Linked DNA regions of Mus musculus: region 1 is linked to region 2. Evidence: chromatin loops called from intact Hi-C (ENCODE). Cell type or tissue: left cerebral cortex. All regions are shown on one strand.

What was found. Hi-C counts contacts between places; a loop is a spot of excess contacts. Peaks named below come from ENCODE experiments on the same cell type or tissue, not always from the same donor. Only the 100,000 strongest peaks of a DNase experiment are listed, where the experiment ranks them.
Region 1: a loop joins it to region 2, with 2.0 times the contacts of the local background. A loop is called at or near these places in 3 of 42 quality-filtered maps.

Annotation. Positions count from the first base shown.
Region 1 is chr19:3,959,667-3,962,166 of GRCm38, reverse strand. The region is part of intron 1 of Aldh3b3 (aldehyde dehydrogenase 3 family, member B3); the gene reads right to left. Among named protein-coding and RNA genes, the nearest start is that of Aldh3b3, 2.1 kb to the right of the region's middle. In left cerebral cortex, a CTCF peak has its summit at 1,515 (motif pointing left); no DNase peak of the experiment used is centred here.
Region 2 is chr19:4,084,053-4,086,552 of GRCm38, reverse strand. Cabp2 (calcium binding protein 2) reads right to left here. Exons shown (of 6, transcript NM_001160253.1): 2 at 1,645-1,675; 3 at 860-994; 4 at 226-335; 5 at 1-105. Among named protein-coding and RNA genes, the nearest start is that of Cabp2, 2.8 kb to the right of the region's middle. In left cerebral cortex, a CTCF peak has its summit at 1,350 (motif pointing right); no DNase peak of the experiment used is centred here.

The sequences.
Region 1 (2,500 bases), 120 kb after region 2:
GTCCATCCTTCCTACTGCCTCCCTGGGACTGAAGCTGGGATGTAGTAAGGTCCCTGGGGCTCCTTAATGTGGGGCAGCCTATTCCACTCCGCTCTGTTATAATCTGTAGGGTTACTGTTGTGCACGCTGACTGTCACTGACTGACATGTCAGTTACATAGCACGAGTCTGTAATTATACAGGATCAGCAGCATCGGCATCTCTGGAGGCAGGCCAGAGAGCTGTCATGTCATGCAGGCTCTAACTGCAGTGAAGACACAGGGACACTGCACTGTGGATGTTGAGCAGCGGGGCAAAGGCTTCGGGGTGCAGAGTGTGAGAAATGGGGTGTAGCAGGGACAGTTGTCTTGATGGGACCTGCTTCACGGGGAGCCAGGGTGGATTCTGTGCACACCACATGCAACAGGGAACAAGGCTGGGAGGAAGAGCGACGTTTACCCTTCCTGCGTGGGATAACAGTGCCCGGCAGTTACTGTTACCCCATTGTAAGGATGAGGACACCAAGGCTCCAAGAGGCCAGCTGATTTGTCCTACTCACAGTGGCTGCTGGCCAATAGACCTCAAGGACCCAACAGATCTCTTCTCTCACTAACATCATGGTCATGTGCCTATGTGCAGTCCATGGTGTATGTGTCCAAATGTATGTGAGCTCATGTGTATGTACAAGTGCGTGTGTGGGGGCTGCAGGGTAAAGCTGAGTGCTTTCTCCAATGGTCTGCTCTGTTTACTGAGGGAGGGTCTCCTACTGCCACAGCTCACGGATTTGGCTGGGTTCGTTAGGCAGTCTCAGCGGTCCTCGCCCTTTGTCTGACGTTTGAGCAGTGGATTAACGTGTGGGCTTTTTTCTCCTTTTTTGGTTTTTTTTTTGGGGGGTGGGGGCTTAGAGGTTTGTTGTTGTTGTTGTTGTTGTTTTGTTTTTTTGGACATGGTTTCTCTGTGTAGCCCTGGGTGTCCTGGAACTCACTCTGTAGACCAGGCTGGCCTTGAACTCAGAAATCTGCCTGCCTCTGCCTCCCGAGTGCTGGGATTAAAGGCATGCGCCACCACTGCCTACTCGGCTTTTTCTTGAGTGTAGATCTGAACTTTGGCCTTCATACTTGTGTGGCAAGGTCTTTACCCACGGAGTCATCTCTTCAGCCTTACATGCACGGGTGTGGACATGTGCTCGTGTGCGTGTGCGTGTGCGTGCGCGTGTGCGTGTGCGTGTGTGTGTGTGTGTGTGTGTGTGTGTGTGTGTAGAGATAGGTCTCACTATGCAGCCTTAGCTACCTGGTATTCTCTAGTAACCTTGAGCTTGTAGCAATCCTCCTGTCTCTGCTCCTATGTGCTAGGATCACACCATTTATCATTAACACCTTTCAGAAGCTTCAAGATTTTCTACAATAAGAATGTAACACTTCAAGCTAGAGAGACGGCTCAGCGGTTAAGAGCACTGACTGCTCTTCCAGAGGTCCTGAGTTCAATTCCCAGCAACTATATGGTGGCTCACAACCATCTGCAGTGGGATCTGGTGCCCTCTTCTGGTGTATCTGAAGACAGCTACAGTGTACTCATATAAATAAAATAAATGAATCTTAAAAAAAAAGACACTTCCCATCGGTAAGCTGTCTCAGTAAGTGACCACAAAACCTGATGACCTGAGTTTGAAGCTCCACATCGCAGTCAAAGGAGAGAACAACCCACACAGGCTGGGCTCTGATCCCCACCCTCTACAGGCATTCCACAGCACTTGCGCATTCTTGCTGCTACACACACACACACACACACACACACACACACACACACTAAATAAATGTTTAAAAAAAAAAAGAAAAGAATGTCACAGTTCTGGAAACACAGGAACATGCCCCAACCCCAGCGCGCTCTCTCTCTCTCTCTCTCCCTCTCTCTTTCCTCTCTCTCTCCCCTTGACATATAATCTTATATGAATAGCTTGGGCTGGCCTCCAACTTGATATGCATCCAGGGATAACCTTGAACCCAATCTTCCTGCCTCCATTTCCTCCCAAGTTCTGGAATGGCTAACTTGTGTCAGCATGATCCATTTATGCAGTGCTAGGTGCTACGGTAATTTTTTACCCCAATAAGCCCATATAAGAAACCACAGAACCCAGTTATTATATTTATAAGCTATATGCCTAGATTGGGCTGATCTATCACTATACTCATCTATTCCCCAGCTATTTGCAGCTTTGCCAGGCCCGGTGGATCTGCTCCATCTTCCTTTCACCTCCTCTCTCTCCCTCTCTCTCTCCCTCTCCCTCCCTCCTGCTTTCTCCTCTCCCTCTGAGACCTCCAGACCCACCTTTCCCTTCCACTGCCCAGTCATTGGCTGTAGCCTTTTTTTGACCAGTCAGCACGGGGAAAAGGCCCTGTGACATCACCTGAGTGATCTACTGCAACCCCTCTTGAGGAAGCAGAGCTAACACCACATACTAACAGCACCAGGGCAACCCACAGCAGCTGCTTCTTGCACACTAGGCTAGCAGTCTGTGCTAAGAT
Region 2 (2,500 bases):
GAGTATCTCATCTACTTCCCGTTGGCTGAGGCGTTCCCCCAGCAGAGCTTTGAGGGCTGCCCGGAGCTCCCCTACGCTGATGCAGCCATCACCGTTGGTGTCGAACTGTGGTAGCATTGATGGTGGCATGGGATCACTGACTGAGCCCTGAATCCACTCAGCCTCTCACTCCCTGCAGACCCACAATCTCACCGACCCTCTCCACCCCTTCCACCCAAGGTGCACCTCCCGGAAGGCGTCTCGAAGCTCCCTCACGCCAATCATGTCTGCCGTCTCTGCCAGCAGCTTGGGACCCATCAGCTCCACAAAATCTTCAAAATCCACCTTCCCACCACCTGCGGGAAGGTCCGTCCATTAGAGAGCCTAGCCTAGCGTCTGACCTATGTTCCCTTTGGCTCCTGGCTCCTTCCTTCATGGCTTTAGATGGACTGTCCTTCCTGTATGCCAATGATGGCATGACACTTCCTGGTGGGAACTGTCCTCAGCTAGGCTGTGTTTGTTTGTGGTTTTTCAACACAGGGGTTCTCTTCGTAGCCCTGGCTGTCCTGGAACATGCTTTGTAGACCAGGCTGGCCTCGAACTCAGAGATCTGCCTGCCTCCGAAGTGCTAGGACTAAAGGCATGTGTCACCATTCTACTAGGATCTTAAGTCACAGTTTCTTGGTTTCTCTGAGCCCCTGCTGTGTGACTCTAGACAATACTTCACCTCTCTGAGCTTCAGTCTCTTTACTGGAGCCATCCTCCCTGCTCTCCCTTTAATAACAACTTTATATCCTGGGCGTTTGGAACAGCGCACACGTCTACCTCAGGGCTGGGCCAGGGCTGGGGCATGAGGCTCTGTTGGGTCTGAAGCACATACTGATCTGTTGTGATATCTCAATGAGCTCCATCTCCGTGGGCATGTAGCCCAGTGTCCGCATGCAGGCACCCAGCTCCCGGTAGCCGATGTAGCCGTCCCGGTCTCGGTCAAACTCCTGGAAGGCGATCTGCAGCTCTGCCGGACAGAGTGAGGTTAGTCCCTTTCTGAGCGCCCCTTCCTGGCTGCCGGTTGGGGCCGGTCCATCTTTTCCCTTTGCTCCAGTCCCTTCTTGTTGTTAAACCTCAGTTCCTAGTTGTTACCCAAGAGCCTTTGCATGTGTAGTGTTAAAATTTTGTTCTCTCATCCAATGCTTAAGAAGCATCTGTCATGTGCCCATCTCTGTTCTAGGTGATTAAAAAGAGAAGGAAGAGAAGGTGGGAGGGGAGAAGAGACAGAAAAGCTACCAGGAAGACTTCCCTGCCCATTTCTTCCTAGTCAGCCCAGTCATTGGTTTTCCTAAGAGTGCTCTATGCAGCTGCAGCTGTAGCTATCTCCAGAAGATGGGGCCCTTAATCTACCTGGTTAGCAGGGTTAGCAAGGGGCCAGGCCCACAGTGGACAGCCAGGAAGTGTCAGCCAGATGGACAAATATAAAAGCAGTCCTTGACCAGTGTGGTCACTGAGACCAAGGGGTTGGCAAAGAAGGGAGGTTTTGCCAGCCCTCCCTGCCCAGACCCCATGTCCTTCTCGCTCCTCCTGGACCTTGCAGAGGCCCTAGCCCCAAACCTCTTCTTGTAACCCCCACCCCACACTCCACCTCAACTACCCACTCCCTGAACCCATTACCTTCGATCTCTTCTGGTCTCAGCTCTCGATCCTGCAAAGTACACAGATAGTTAGGAGTTCCTTGGCCTGCCCACACCTCGGCACCCTCTTTCTGTGTCTTGAGGTTTCTCATCCAGCCCACCTCACAACATACCCAAGGCCTGTGCCTGATTCTGCCCGGTCCTGGTCATCTGTCTGGGTGTCTTAGGGATCCCTTTCCCTGTGACCTGCCATGGGACCCCAGGACCCCTGTTCCCACAGTCTTCTGAGGTACATAGCTCCTTTTGACAGAGGTATACCCCAGGGTCAGACAGAACCTCATACTCAAGCCAGCTGGCCTCACTGTCACTGCAGGTCTGCATTGCCCCGACCCTCTCCTGAGGACTCTCCCACCTCTCTAGCATCATCCCCTTGAAAGCACTTTCTATTTCGGCTGTGCTGGAGATGTAACCCTGGGCTTGCTATAAGCAAGTATTCTGCCACTGGACTGCACCCCAACTCTCAGGTGGCTGTTTCTTGGGTTCATACCCAACTCCATGCCTGGTGTGGGAGTTCCCCAAGCTCTGCCCCACCCCTAGGGTCGCTGTCTTTCCTCTGACGTCCTCTCTGGCCTTCACACCTACTTGGGAGTGATGAAGCTATGGGACCTGAGCAGCCGGCAGGCAGAAGAGTAACTGTACATACGAGCTGGGTAGCCGCGATGCTGGGTCGAAGGAAGATGCATGCTGGCCCCACCAGGCTGCCGAGCACTGAGTAGCCCTGTGTCCCCTCCTGCTCCTCAGTTCTGGGACCAGGGCTGGGGCGGGAGCCCCCTAGGGGGGATCCAGGCCACTGCCAGCGTTCCTGTGGCAAAGTGAGCCATGAGCCGGAGCAATGC